2 separate regions of the Homo sapiens genome follow, and region 1 is linked to region 2. The links are chromatin loops, found by intact Hi-C in ENCODE. Cell type or tissue: thyroid gland. All regions are shown on one strand.

Region 1 (8,000 bases), 200 kb after region 2:
ACTGGTCTTTATAATGTTGAGCTCTACTAAAAATAACCAGCAACTGGTTGCCTCCAGATTTCTTCTTATGTGAGAAAAAAATAATAATAATATGTTTAAGCCTAAAATATTCACAACAAATACAAGGCTCAAGAGAACTTTGATTGGTATTTCTGAGAAATTTCATGTCATTATTCTAAGAAAACCTTTTACTTGAACTAATTTAATTGAATTTCTGGTCCTTGAAACTTCAAAGCCCTGAATAAAACAATTTGAGTCAATAGAAAAGGGTGCTGAGGAAGAATAAACTTTGAAGATTGAGCAATGGTTAAAGCATAAAGGAGGCAAAACAAGTGGCTTTTTTGAAGTCTTTGAGTAGGAAAGGCTGTGAAACTCACATTGGGGATTAGCGGAAGATAAGATTGGTTCTAGAAGGTAGGTTATAACAATTTGTAACTAAAAAGTACAGCTGGGGTAAAGAAAAATCACTCAAAGTAGGTAGAGACATACTAACAACAGTCATTTAAAATAAGTACTCTGGTAGTGAAAAGAAGTCATAGTCTCTGCAGAGGACTCTAAATAAAGGTGAGTAAACTTTATCTTGCAAATCAGATTATCTAGATTCTGGTCTTTTTTCATGTATATATCCATTTTATTTCCTATCTTTCCTAAAGGTATTTATGGCTTCCAGTGCTTTTTCAGCTTTGCTACAGAGTATTAAGAGGAAAGTCTTCTGTTAACACTTGAGCCAATTCCCAAGTGTGAGGTGTTTAGTTACAATCTTTAGTGAAAACCCATGAAAAGGAGATGAGTGTGTATCTAGGATCTGATTTGGGGCCCTGTGGATGGGCAACCCAGCTCCAGAAAGATACTGTCCTTCCACCAATCTCTCCTTCCGTGTCAAGGTTGGAGGGCCTGGATTCTATGTTGTTGTTTTTTAGGAAGTCAGTGTTTTCTAAAAAAGGTTCTAGTAATGAGCAAATAAAAAAAATAGGTGCAATTGCCTAGCAAATGTCTGACATATGCTGACACACAATGCATGTTTTTTCAAAAACAAAGATTTCTGCGGATCCATATCCGTTGTTTCTGCTTCCCTACCACCCACTCAACCCACTACCTACCATGGTTCCTTAATCTACCAAAGAAACAGTGATGATTTGTCATGACTTGTTCTTAATAACTCCACACACACCTGGCCCTGGTGATCACCAGTTCCTTTCTGTAGGATGCTCACAAGTATTTCTTTTTTTCTTTTTCTTTATCTTTTTTTTTTTTTTTTTTTGACGGAGTCTCACTATGTCACCCAGGCTGGAGTGCAGTGGCGTGATCTCTGCTCACTGCAACCTCTGCCTCCCGGGTTCAAGCGATTCTCTTGCCTCAGCCTCCCGAGTAGCTGGGACTACAGGTGCCTGCCACCATGGCTGGCTAATTTTTGTATTTTTAGTAGAGGTGGGGTTTCACCAAATTGGCCAGGCTGGTCTCGAACTCCTGACCTTGTGATCTGCCACCTTGGCCTCCCAAAGTGCTGGGATTACAGGTGTGGGCCACCACGCCTGGCCCACAAATATCTCTTTTAACAATCTCTTTAAAAATCTATCACCAGAAATATGTAAATTAATTACCTATAAAGTATCTATAATCTTAAAGACATCACATATTTTTTTTTAAAATCTTGGACAGGCTGGGTACAGTGGCATATACCTCTAGCCCCAGCTACTCAGGAGGCTGAGGTGGGAGGATCACTTGAGCCTAGGAGTTCAAGTCCAGCCTACACAAATAGTGAGACCCTGTCTCTTAAAAAATAAAAATAGGCTAGGCATAGTGGCTCATGCCTGTAATCCCAGCACTTTTGGATGTCGAGGCAGGTGGATTTCTTGAGCCCAGGTGTTCAACACTAGCCCTGGCAACACTGCAAGACCCCTTCTCTAAAAAATTTTCAAAAAAATTAGCTGGGCACAGTGGCATATGCCTGTAGTCCCAGCTACTCAGGAGGCTGAGGTGGGAGGATCACTTAAGCCCAGGAAATAAGGCTGTAGTGACCCATGATAGCACCACTGCCCTCCAGCCTGGGCCACAGAGCGAGACTCCATCTCAAATAAAAATTAAAATTACAAATCTTAGGTAGGATTGCCATGTAGTTATTGGCCTCCAGTCAGAATACACCTGCTCCACCTGTTTTAGAAATCATAATAAAATTTGCCCTTCTTCCATCTTGCAATTCCTCTTCTGCTTACAACCCCATTTGTGCTCTTCTGACATTGCACTTGCCCTTCTCCTAGCACTCATTCTTGGGTTGATCTTTGTGGTTAATGGATCTTCTTTTTTTTTTTTTTTTTTTTTTTTTTTTTGAGATGGAGTCTCGCTCTTGTTGCCCAGGCTGGAGTGCAATGGCACGATCTCGGCTCACTGCAACCTCTGCCTCCCAGGTTCAAGCGATTCTCCTGCCTCAGCCTCCCAAGTAGCTGGGATTACAGGTGCCCACCACCACACCCGGCTAATTTTTGTATTTTTAGTAGAGAGGGGGTTTCGCCATGTTGGCCAGGCTGGTCTCAAACTCCTGACCTCAGGTGATCCACCTGCCTGGGCCTCCCAAAGTGCTGGGATTACAGGGGTGAGCCACCGCACCCGGCAAGTTAATGGATCTTCTTAAGTGAGGGGAGCAGGCCTTCCTAGTTCTGAGAGTGTACTTGGCAAAATGAAGGCACATGCAGTTAAAAAAAAAAAAGTACTGGAATAAATGAATGAATGAGAAAAAGAAAAGTAAAGCAAGAGTTCAGGAAAGAGGCAAGCTGTGCCCCCCTCCCACCTCCTTTTTGTTGTTGTTATTAGCTCTTTTCCCCTCACATGCACTTAAGCTTGTCTGGAGTTAGAAGTGGGGAATGGGGTGGCCGGGCACGGTGGCTCATGCCTGTAATCCCAGCACTTTGGAAGGCCGAGGCAGGCGGATCACCTGAGGTCAGGAGTTCGAGACCAGCCTGCCCAATGTGGCAAAACCACGTCTCTACTAAAAATACAAAAAAATTAGCCAGGCATGGTGGTGGGCACCTGTAATCCCAGCTACTCAGGAGGTTGAGGCAGGAGAATCGCTTGAACCAGGAGGCAGAGGTTGCAGTGAGCCGAGATCGCGCCACTGCACTCCAGCCTGGGCGACAAGAGCAAAACTCCATCTAAAAAAGAAAAAAAAAAGCAAGAAAAAGAAGTGGGGAGTGGGGTTAATTCTGCTGCATTATTCTTACAGATCAATGACGCCCCTTTATAAGTACTTTTTTGTGTCCTCAACAAGGTGAACTTCTTTTAAAAGTGGGCCTTTCTCCTTTTAAGTGACTGTGTTAAGGAATAATCCTGATGGGACAACAAAGGAATTTTCTAGGGCCACCACACTTTTCTTCTTTATCAAGATCAGAGTCAGAAATACATTTCTGGGAGCCTCCTAACCCTCAGAGTCACACTTTCCCTTTCAGAGTTTCTCACACAACAAACTTCGTTTAGCTTTCCTTTGGACTCTTAAAACTCTGCCTTTGAAAAGTCTGTGACAATGATGCTCAAATTTTGCACATCAGAATCATCTTGGGCATTAGTTAAAGACAATCCCCCAGCCCCGCCCCCAGAGATTCTGATTCAGAAGCTAGGCTGGAATCCAAGCATTATTTGGTAATGATGTTTAACAAATTCCCTCAGGAGATTCTGATGTCCATCAGAATTAGAGAAACTCAGGTATCATCAGCCCACATTTTCACTCTCTTTGAAGAAAGTAATCACTTTCTTCAAAGTAATTACTACACATTAGGTGCAGCAAAACATAGTAATGAAACATCTGGGTTCAGGAATCCAGCTCTTGAATACTCCACTGAATACCCTTGGACAAATTGCTTAGAACTTTCTGTGCACCAGTTTCCTTATTTATTTATTTATTTATTTATTTTATTTCTGAGACAGAGTCTCACTCTGTTGCCCAGGCTGGAGTGCAATTGGCAAGATCTCGGCTCACTGCAACCTCTACTTCCTGGGTTCAAGCGATTCTCCTGCCTCAGTCTCCCCAGTAGCTGGGACTACAGGTGTGTGCCACCACACCCAGCTAATTTTTGTATTTTTGGTAGAGATAGGGTTTCACCATGTTAGCCAGGTTGGTCTCAAACTCCTGGCCTCAAGTGATCCGCCCATTATTGGTAAAATGAGAATGACAATAATAGTACCTACCTCATAGGTTTGTTGTGAAGATTAAATGAGCTAATATGTCAAGATCACTCAGCACAATGCCAAGGCATATAGTAGGTGCTCAATAGATGTTGGACATTATTATTCAAAGATTCCTGTCACTTTCGCATGAGAACCAGGTTGATGTCTGTGTCTTATTAACCTTGAGCCTAAGGATAGCGTTCAGAGACCCTGCAAATCCTTTGCAATTGCATATAAATTACATGTTTATATATTTTGCTATGAACTGGCTCTGTAGCCCTTCCCAGATTCTCAAACAGGGTCTCTGACACCATAGTGTGCTCTAGAGCTTTGCTTCCGAAAATGTGCCCTGGACTAGCAGTGTGTGCATTAACGGAGGCTATTATTAAGAGAAATGCAGACTCTCAGATTCCACTCCAAATCTACTGAATCTAAAACTGCATTTTATTTTATTTTTTTATAAGCAGAAAAAAACTTTATTTCTATCAAATTGAAAATTATGAACCTTCCAGCAAGATAATCAAAATAATAATACAATTAACAGGATATCATATACAGATCAGACTAGAGGTTTACATACTTTGAAGCACATACACCAAAATTAAGAGGGCCAGCAACTGTCCCACTGAGGAAAAGCACTCTGACTCATGGCAAACACACAACTTCTGGGAAAATTGAGCTAACATTTCACAGGACAGTACACCAAAGAGACAGGTCGTCATTGGGTTACAGAAATGATCTGAGCTTGAGAAGGATCACAGTAAAATGCCATTGTAACTCAACAATTTTCCCGGAGATCTGCTCATCTCAAAAACAAGAATACAGGGCTGGGCGCAGTGGCTCATGCCTGTAATCCCAGCACTTTGGGAGGCCAAGGTAGGTGGATCATGAGGTTAGGAGATCAAGACCATCCTGGACAACATGGTGAAATCCTGTCTCTACTAAAAATACAAAAGTTAGCCAGGTGTGGTGGCACGCATCTGTAGTCCCAGCTACTCAGCAGGTTGAGGCAGGAGAATCGCTTGAACCCAGGAGGCAGAGGTTGCAGTGAGCTGAGATCGCGTCACTGCACTCCAGCCTGGGTGACAGAGTGAGACTCCATCTCAAAAAAACAAAACAAAACAACAACAACAAAACCCCAATAATATATAATATAAAAATCAGTAGTATAAATTGTCATAAAACTAGAAAAGCCCTCTAAGCCCTAATATCCTTGGAGCTTACATAAAGACTGGGTTTTCATTTTTCTTCTCTTTACTTTTCTTTAAATTAAATATGAAATATTTTGTTATTTAGGACATTTCTGACTTTATAGCCAAAGCTTTAAAATGAAAACAATAATAATTTTATAAAAGGAATTAGACACCTATCAACCCTAGGGGGAATCTTCAAGGTGGTCTGCTCCTTTGAAAAGCTTTAAACAGGAAAGCTTTTATTTAAAGAATGACCCTGTGCGGCTGGGCGCGGTGGCTCATGCTTGTAATCCCAGTACTTTGGGAGGCCGAGGTGGGCGGATCACGAGGTCAAGAGATCGAGATCATCCTGGCTAACACAGTAAAACCCCGTCTCTACTGAAAAAAAAAAATACAAAAAATTAGCTAGGCATGGTGGCGGGCTCCTGTAGTCCCGGCTACTTGGGAGGCTAAGGCAGGAGAATGGCGTGAACCCGGGAGGTGGAGCTTGCAGTGGGCTGAGATCACACCACTGCACTCCAGCCTGGGCGACACAGCGAGACTCCATCTCAAAAAAAAAAAAAAAGAATGACCCTGTGCTTCTGGGAATAACCTAATTATTACCACAGGAAGGGATTTCATATCTATGCCATAAAAGAGCACACATTTCCATATTTAAAGAAGTCTTCATTACCAACTTCTTTTTTTTAAAGACACCAAATAGACCAAGGAGTTACTAAAAATGGAAGGGGATAGTGAGAAAACAAGTCATACTATGAACAGGACTTCACCTTATGAATTGCCTCTCTAGCAAAATCAACTGCAGAAAGGAAAGACATTGTCTGTTAAATGGAAGGTAATAAACGGAATTCTCAGGTGGACACAAATACCTCCTGACATCCTGTAACCCAGCAGAGTACAGATGAGACACGCCCTCTGTAGATACAGTGTGCAACTACCAGTGTGACTCCCTGAGTGCCCATTTCTTGTCTCTGCCTCTAAGCACCAAAAGCAAATATTCCAGGCTGAAGCAAATGTGTTGTTTTATCTGTTAATGAGAATAGGGAGCTCAAATTAGGGAAAGATACAAAAAAAAGGCCCTTTGAATTTCCTGATTAATCCCTATTGATACATAAAAATACGTTTAAATAAACAGGATTATTTCCATTTATAATACAAGGAGGCAAGTTAATTGAGATTATTACACAGGTAATTGATGAAGATTTGATTAGCCAATACATGTAATGTGCCTAACATGGAGTAGACAAATAGTAACTACTGCCTATACCGTAACACATTTGGAAATACGCAGTATTTATTATTTGAGCAAAGACCTCCAGCAGTCTTAAACACTTTGAAAGAAAAGCTAATGTCAAATACTGAACTCAGTTTCCAGTGAACTAAATTTTATAAAAGCACTATTTATGGGTTTGTGCATGCATCTTTCTAAAGTTATCCTGTCTCAACATCTTAAATAGCAGAAAAAAACCATAGCAGCACCTCCCTTTAAGAATCCTTACTCATTCATGGCTATTCTTACCTTTCTCCTTCCCAACCAAAGAGAGGGTCACATCTTGGGTAAAAATGGAGCTCACCTGAGCTTGGCTGCTGGAGAGCAGCAGGGGAGTGATCCCTGGAGATGGACAAGACAGGAAGTGAATCTCCCCTGGTTACTGCCTCAACTGTTGCACAACAAGCAGATGGTGGGCGAAGGTATTCAGAGTCATGTTAATATGTAATGGAATAGAGAGACAATGGTACAAAAGTCAGGAGTTAACTTGTGTTTGATGCTCCATCATCGCTGGTTTACCTACCAGCACTTTGAAAAGGACTAGTTTATCAACAAGACCTTGTTTGGAGTAGGAGTGAGGGAGTGATTTGTTCTGATCTCTGGAAAGAAAAGTGAGCAGGGTCTGGATAGCTCCAAGGAGCTCAAAAGCCTATGTGTGAGCACCATGGCTCAAGGGTAAAGGCCGCTCCAGGGGCACGACCCAGTGGACACCCAAAGGGTAGGTAAGGAACATGAGCTAGCCTCCTTCACAGATTAGCCTGGACGCAAGCCCAGCCTACTTTGACAGTCTTTTATTCCTTTCATAAAGGAGTTCTTAGGCAGGAAGACCAAGACAAGACTCTCCTCTAGCAGCTTCCTTTGCTTAAGCAAACGAAAAAAAAAAAAAAGGAACGTCATAAAAAGGTGAACATCACTTTAGTGAGTCTGCTATTTTCTTTTCTTTTCTTTTAAGAGACAGGGTCTCGCTGTGTCACCCAGGCTGGGGTACAGAGGTGCAATCATAGCTCACTGCAGCCTCGAACTCCTAGGATCAAGCAATCCTCCTGCCTCAGTCTCCTGAGCAACTAGGACCACAAGTGTACACCAGCATGCTTGGCTAATTTTTTATTTTTCTGTAGAGATGGAGTCTTGTGATGTTGCCCAGGCTGGTCTTGAACTTCTGGCCTCTGGCAATCTTCCCATCATGGCCTCCCAAAGCACTGGGACTACAGGCATGGACTAGCTCCACCATGCCTAGACTAGCTCTGTTACTCTTGATGTGAGACCACAAGCAGAATCAAGCAGACTCAAGACCCTTGGTTGCTTGGACACAAGTAGATATTAATAACATCCAGGAACAAGCTCAGTCTTCTGAGTTAGGAAAACCTGGGCTGCAGTCCCAG
Region 2 (8,000 bases):
GCATAAATTAGCTTCTGATTTGGAGAACCAGCCAAAAGCATTGCTCACTTTTCATTTTGTCGCCTCATGGAAGTTTATTTTCCATTTTCAAAACTTTCTTTCATCTGTGGAAGGTTTTCATTAACTCCAAAAATTAGGGTAACAGTTGCCAGGAAGTATCCATGTTGCAAGAAAACGAGGCAGAAAAAATGGGCAAACAGTCAGGGATGATCCAGTGTTTTGAATAGAGGATAATTTAAGTTGTACTTATATTTTAGAAAGTATGAATCTTGGGACGGTGCTGTGTATAGAAGGAAGTTGCATCATGTTCTAGACATATGGAGAGTAGGGGTGATAATTCTCTCTGTGGATTGTATCTGATTAGTAACTGTTTAGAAGCCATTTACTTTGCTTTTTATGAGAAAAGGAATATACAATATAATATACAACAATGTAATATTGAATATTACTTTTGTTAATATTTGTTAAATAGTAAGTTCTGTAACCCCTTAAAATTATTTTAATATTTCCATTTAATAAAGAATATCCAAAATTCCTTGTTGGAAAAAACAACTTTTCTCTAACTATTAGCTGTTATGTCAGAATCCAACTAAATACATTTTTTACTTTTTTCTTTAGATTTTGAGAAGTATGCTTTACAGAGGTTCCGAAGTTATGAGAGAAGTTGCTTGGGTTATATTTGATGAAATTCATTATATGAGAGATTCAGGTATATTCAGTGTTGAAATGTATATCATGTATTTCCCTTCAGAATGACATTAGGAATTTTGAGCAAGTTATTGTTAAACTTTGCTTCTAGTTTTTGTGTGGCTAGGGTTCTAATAAACTGTTGTTTCTTTATTTTTATTTACCTATTTATTTTTGAAACAGAGTTTCACTCTGTTGCCTAGGTTGAAGTGCATGATCCTAGGTAGGATCCTAGGTAGGATCATGGTTCGCTGCAGCCTTGATCTCCATCTCAGTCCCCCAAGTAGCTGGAACTACAGACGTGTACCACCATGTCTGGCTAATTTTTATTTATTTTATTAGTAGAGATGGCGTCTCACAACGTTGAGCAGGCAGGTCTTGAACTCCTGGACTCAAGTGATCCTCCCACCTTGGCCTCCCAAAGTGCTGGGATTACAGGCGTGAACCGCACCCAGCCTTGCTTCTTTAAATAGTGGACAACATGATATTATTTTTCCATTAAGATTTCATTCAAGTACAGCTCTTTAATAGTAACTTTTGCTGGGTGAGAAATGCAAATTCAAATAAAGCAAAAGAAATTAAAAGATGGCGTGCTTCTAATAGCTCACCAGTAGAACTAATGTTACAGAATTTCTAAAACTTCTAGCTTGCAAAGTTAACTTTCCTGATTTTTATTTAGTTCAGTAACTATGAAATATGTGTTTATGGTAAAAACAAAAAGTGAGGATTATGAAATAAAAATGAACAAAAAGAAAAACTTACAAATGCCCCTTACTTAGGCTGTTACGCTCTCGTAATGAAAAAGTAAGTATGCTTGGAATTTGTAGGGTGCTGGCAGGGCTAACGTTAACAAACACATTGAAAAGTTAAATGTTTAATATGTACACGCTTAAAATAAGATTTAGTTTTTATTTAAACTAGCTCACTAAATCAGCCTGTATTTATGGAGAAAGCAATAGAATTTAAGAAATCATTTACCCTTTGAATATTTCACCCTTTCCAAATTTATAAAATTAAGCTCTTAACAGAGTTGTTTTGGTTTTAGAATCAGAAATCCTTTGTTGATTTGTCTATTTTAGGAGGGAAGCTGTCAAACTTTTTCCGTTTTAATAAAAAATGACTTACGGTTTTATCTTTCATCAAGTCTTTCTTTCATCTCCAGAGGATCACAAGGATAATTTGGGTGAACGATGCCGTCTGGAATAGGAATAGTATCTTCTAAATGTGTTGCTATAACTTTCTACAAGTTAGTAACCATTACTTTTCAATGTGCAGTAGAAATACTGTTCCGCTGCCTTGTCATTGAGGCTCTTGTTAGGTTGTTTGGAAAGATTAACCCTGGAATTGCTCTTTGTAGGCTATTTCAGAGTACATTGTATTTATAGTGGTTTAGTCTACTAATTTTCTACTGGATAGATTAATGGTGAGAAATAGTTTTCAGTAAGGTTCTGTGGCTTAAAATATTCTTGAGTAAAGTCTGCATTTCTAACTATAAAGCTTCAGAGAATATAATTTTAGATATTATCACAGAGTGACACTGTAGTCCAACTATAGTCCAAAGTATATATTTATTTTTTTCAGAACGTGGTGTAGTATGGGAAGAAACTATTATTTTGCTTCCTGATAACGTCCACTATGTCTTTCTTTCGGCTACTATTCCAAATGCCCGACAGTTTGCTGAATGGATTTGCCATTTACATAAACAGGTATTTTTTCCTCCTTTTTTGATGTCTTCAATATTCAAAATGTTACAGATTAGTCTTGCTTTACTCTCCCTTTGCTTTTCTCCTGATGTTGTCCAGAATAATAAAAAAAACATTTTAATGGTAAACTGCTTCTCAAATCAAGCAGCTTATCAAAATCAACTGACTGACTTTTTAGAAATGTTGATTTCTGAGCCCCATCTCAAACCCACTATATCTAAATCTCAGGTAATAGTGCCTTGGGAACTCCAATTTTAAAAATTCCCCAAGTTGATCTGATGATCTGCCAGGTTTAGAAACTACTGCATTTACTCAAATAGTTATCCATGAGTACACAGAATTTCCCCTAATGCCTTGGTGCCAGGAAAAGCTGGGCATCTCTGGAGCATTTGATTTGATTTTTCTCATGTAAACACAGACTTTTTACTGACTTTCTGTTATTGCCTTTCTAGTCTGACTTTAGCGTCTGTATATGCTTGTAATAGGCATTTGTTTATGTATACTGAATTTATTCTTGCTTTTATTTTTCTGCCCTTAATTTTCCTTTACACTGATGTTCTCATGAACTTATCTGTTTATAAGCTCCCTGATCGTGTTTTTATGGCATTCTCCCATATTGCTTCTGTAGGATAGAAAAATCCAATGGATCTTGGGGAGAAGCTAGATCAAGTGCTGCTTTATACTAAGGTTTTGAAAAGCCTGGGTGGGGCAGAAAAGTTCCATTTTACTTCATGGATCCTTTGTATCACCGTATACCTCCTCTATAGAAAAATAAGCATCTTTCCGTAATTACAGCATTCCAGGGCTAGGTAATGGGTAGTTGATGCTCAGGTCATGTATTTAGCCCTGGTTAGGGAATTGGTAAGTTGGGAAGATGGTAGTATAATTTCATAGACCTAATTTTTCTACGTTTTTCTCTTGCCTGGGTTTTAGTGAATTTTTTGAAGTGTTTTCTTTTTGAAATGTTGAATTCATTACTTGATTTTCTTAAGATCTTTTAGGTTGGACTAAGATACAGTTTTATTTTGAGGAAATAAAATTTTGTATGTTTAATTCTTTCTTTTTACAGCCTTGTCATGTTATTTACACAGATTATCGGCCCACTCCATTGCAACACTACATTTTTCCAGCAGGGGGAGATGGCCTGCATCTTGTGGTTGATGAAAATGTAAGAGAGTAATTGTCCTTTTTAAATCTATAATGTCATACTTTATTATTAATATCTTGTTGTTGTTGTTTTTAAATTTTGAATTAGAGAAGAATGGAAAAGATACATTTGTTTGTCTTAGTTTTAATCAATCGATCTTGATTTTTTTGTGTGTTTTTATTTCAAACATTATGTTTGAGACTTGTGTTTTTCTTATGCATGAATCAGATTTCCCTCCTTTCCCAGTATTTAAAAATACCTAGAGAATAGGGGTTCTGGACATGTTTCAGATATCTTATGTTTTGCTTTTCTTCATTTTTTATTCCTTCTTTTTCACCTTTTAATACCTCTTACCACAGATCATGTTTGGACTATTTTAGTGGCTTTCATTATTATACTAAATTATTTTTATTTGGGGAAGCCTTATGTATGAAAAATGTTTGAATTATGATTAAGTATTAGTGAAGTTACACAGAAAAAATTTGTGATTCCAGGGTGACTTCAGAGAAGATAATTTTAATACTGCAATGCAAGTGCTTCGAGATGCAGGTGATTTGGCCAAAGGAGACCAGAAAGGGCGGAAAGGAGGAACAAAAGGTAATTTGGAACTTTGCTTTGAGAGAATTTTACATGTAAATTGTATATTCAGATTACTCTGATATTTTTTGTCTTAGTTTTTTTTTCTCAAGCTATGTAAAGGTCTAGACGATATGTGATAAAATTGGATAAATATTTATCTTTTTTGTATGACATTAAGTATAATTTACATACTATAAAATTCACTCATCTAAGTATACAATTCAGTAGTCTTTAGTATATTTACAGAATTGTGCAGCCATCACCACTGTCTAGTTCCAAAATATTTTCATGAACCCAAAAAGAAACCCTGTACACATTAACAGTTATTCTCCCTTTTCCCCCAACCTTTCCCTTCTCATCCCGCAGACTTAGTTAATCATTAGCCTGTTTTCGATCTCTGTGGCTTTCCCTTGTCTGTGCATTTCATGTTTGGAGCAACTGGCTTCTTTCACTTAATGTAATGTTTTCAAGGTTCGTTACTTTTAATTTTTTTTTTTTTTTTTTTTGAGACAGTGTCTCGCTCTGTCACCCAGGCTGGAGTACACTGGTGCTGTCTTGGCTCATTGCAACTTTCTGCCTCCTGGGTTCAAGTGATTCTCCTGCCTCAGCCTCCCAAGTAGCTGGGATTATAGGCACCTGCCACCATGCCTGGATAATTTTTGTATTTTTAGTAGAGACGGGGTTTCACTGTGTTGGCTAGGCAGATCTCAAACTCCTGACCTGAAGTGATATGCCCATCGTGGCCTCCCAAGTGATGGGATTACAGGTGTGAGCCACTGTGCCCGGCTATTTTGTTCATTTTATGCTATATGTACTCATTCCTTTTCATGGTTAAATAACATTCCATTGTATGGATATACCACATTTTGTTTCTCCATTCATCATTGGATGGACTTTTGGGTTTTTCTGGTTTTTGACTGTTAGGAATGCTGTTGTAAACATTGATGCATGTACTATTTAATACAAGTTTTTGTGTGAATAGGTGTTTTCCTCTGGATATGTACCTAGGAGTGGAATTGCTGCACCATGTGGAAAGTCTATGTTTCACCTTTTGAGAAACTGCCAAAGTATTTTCCAAAGTGGCTATACCATTTTACATTTCCTTCCAGGAATGTGTGAGGGTTCCATTTTCTCTATATCCTTTGTATCACCGTACTCCTCCTCCATAGAAACAGAGGCATCTTTCTGTAATTACAGCATCCCTGGGCTAGGTAATGGGTAAATGAAACAGATTATGTATTTTGCCCTGATTTCCCATTTGGAAAGATGGTGGTATAATTTGATGGATCTAATTTTTTCACATATAATTTTTCCACGATACTTAGTATTGTATGTCTGATTATAGTCATCCTATTGAATGTGAAGTGGTATCTTAATGTGGTTTCAGTTTACATTTCCCTGGTGGCTAATGATGTTGAACATTTTTTCATGTGCTTATTGGCCATTTGCATATTCTTTCTCTATTTTAAAAGTATGTTTTTTTATTGTTGTTGTTGAATTATGATAGTTCTTTACATATTCTGGATACTAGACCCTTATCAGATAGATGATTTGCAAATATCTCCCCCCATTCTGTTTGAGGTTGTCTTTTTACTTTATTGATGGTATCCATGAAATCACAAAAGTTTTTCACTTTGATGAAGTCCAGTTCATGCATTTTTTTCCTTATGTTGTTTATGCTTTTGTTGTCATATCTAAGAATGCTTTGTCTAACCCACGGTCAGGAAGATTTATTCCTATATTTTCTCTTAAAAGTTTTATAGTTTTAGCTTTTAAATTTAGATCTGTGATCTATTTTGAGTTAATTTTGGTGTGTTGTTTACTGTTTTTGCAGGACCATCAAATGTTTTCAAAATTGTGAAGATGATTATGGAAAGAAATTTCCAACCTGTGATTATTTTCAGTTTTAGTAAGAAAGATTGTGAAGCCTATGCACTTCAAATGACCAAATTAGATTTCAACACAGGTACTACATCATTTCAGTATCATTTTAATGTTATGTGAAAATGAGCGTAAAATATATTTCTAGTAATATTTTTATCTGTTACATATTACTAGGATATGCCATTCACCTTACAGTTACAGCAGTACTCAGCACATTTGTAAAAGCTTTAAAGGCCTTTGACTTATACTTTCTTCCCTTTCTTCTCCTTTTATTGAAAGATATGAGTACATTGTTCTATTTAAAATTTGGAGAACCCTATGAAAAATATTAGAATCATGCCTTCTTATACTTTGTTACCGTAAACTCCTCAGTTATTGTGGCTCTCTATTTGACCACTTAAGGGTAGGTCTCATAGCTTGGTTAGACCACCTTCTATATAGAAAATACCATGCTTCATTCTCACTGAAGTCTAAACCAGTAAGACCTGCCCTTTGCTTAACTATTTTGTAATTCTCAATCAAAGTGATATAACTTCTAGCAAATCGGTAAATTATTCCTATACATTAATTGCAAAAGTAATTCACTTGAAGTCACACAGTTAAGACAGTAGCACAACCTGGCTGTCTTAGTCCATTTTGTGTTGCTGTGACAGAATAGCTGAGACTAGTGCATTTTCACGCTGCTGATAAAGACATACCCAAGACTGGGCAATTTACAAAGAAAATAGGTTTAATGGACTCACAGTTCCACGTGGCTGGGGATGCCTCACAATCATGGTGGAAGGCAAGGAGGAGCAAGTCACATCTTACTTGGGTGGCAGCAGGCAAAGAGAGGGAGCTTGTGCAGGAAAACTCCCATTTTCAAAACCATCAGATCTCATGAGACTTAGTCACTGTCACGAGAGCAGCACAGGAAAGAGACACCCGCATGATTCAGTCATCTACTGGGTCCCTCCCACAACACATGGGAATCATGGGAACTACAAGATGAGTTTTGGGTGGGGACACAGAGCCAAACCATATCACTAGGTAATTTATGAAAGGCAGAAATTTATTTCTTATAGTTTGAGAGGCTGGAAATCCAATTTGAGGGACCCAGCACATCTAGTGAGGGCCTTTTTTGTCGTGGAATCCCACGGCTGAAGACAGTAGGGCAGGAGAGCATGCAAGAGAGAGGGTGGGAGAAGGGGGCTGAACTCATCTTTTTATCAGGAACGCATACCAGTGATAACTAACCCACTCCTCTGATAAAGGCATTAATCCATTCATGAGGACCCTGTCTCTTAAAGGCCCTACCTCTCAACACTGTTTCATTGTGGATTAAGGGGTCAGCACATTAACTTTAGGGGGACACATTCAAACCAAACCACTGGCCAAGAATTGCAGTGTGCTGAATACCAACCCGATTATCTTTCAACTCTGCCTTTTGCACATGTAATCCAGTACAGTGAAAAGTAAATAATATCTTAAGCCATCCAAATTTAAATTTCAGTTGTATTGTTTTCTTTATCAAGGCAGGTTTTGTTTTTTTATCTGTGCATTTTAAAGCTAATTCCTACTTTTCCATGAGTAAAAGTAACAAATGACAGATAGCTGACATAGCCTTCTAAAGCCACTAATAGTTTGTGTTTTTTTAAAGACTGAATTGTTCTGCCCATAAATGTTTTCTCTTACCTACAAGTGCCGAATAAACTTAAAGTTGCAGGGTTGCATACTGATTAACAAATATTTATTCAGTTTAACAAATGCTTAATACATATTATTTGATAGACACTGTACAAGAAGGCAGTGCAATGGTTAAGAAAGAGCATGGGCTTTGGAATTGTTTTTCTCACAGTTAATAGTGGTGCTAATTATTAAAAACTAAGTTTCACTTTACTTAGTAGTAAAATGTAGATAATAATAGTTCCTGTGTCCTGTAATTGTTAGACTTAAATGTTGTATGTAAAGCACCAGATGTGGTTATTGTTACTATTTTTGTAAGATAGTACTTTTTTCAT

The links. Peaks named below come from ENCODE experiments on the same cell type or tissue, not always from the same donor. Only the 100,000 strongest peaks of a DNase experiment are listed, where the experiment ranks them.
Region 1: a loop joins it to region 2, with 2.3 times the contacts of the local background. A loop is called at or near these places in 13 of 110 quality-filtered maps.

What each region holds. Positions count from the first base shown.
Region 1 is chr5:55,540,944-55,548,943 of GRCh38, forward strand. No RefSeq gene overlaps it. Among named protein-coding and RNA genes, the nearest start is that of PLPP1, 10 kb to the left of the region's middle. In thyroid gland, no CTCF peak of the experiment used is centred here; no DNase peak of the experiment used is centred here.
Region 2 is chr5:55,341,063-55,349,062 of GRCh38, forward strand. MTREX (Mtr4 exosome RNA helicase) reads left to right here. Exons shown (of 27, transcript NM_015360.5): 7 at 619-709; 8 at 2,269-2,393; 9 at 3,460-3,558; 10 at 4,032-4,134; 11 at 5,951-6,082. It overlaps LOC124900979 (a long non-coding RNA gene), which reads right to left and starts at 2,089. Exons shown (of 2, transcript XR_007058774.1): 1 at 1,813-2,089. In thyroid gland, a CTCF peak has its summit at 3,524 (motif pointing right); a DNase peak (open chromatin) is centred at 3,509.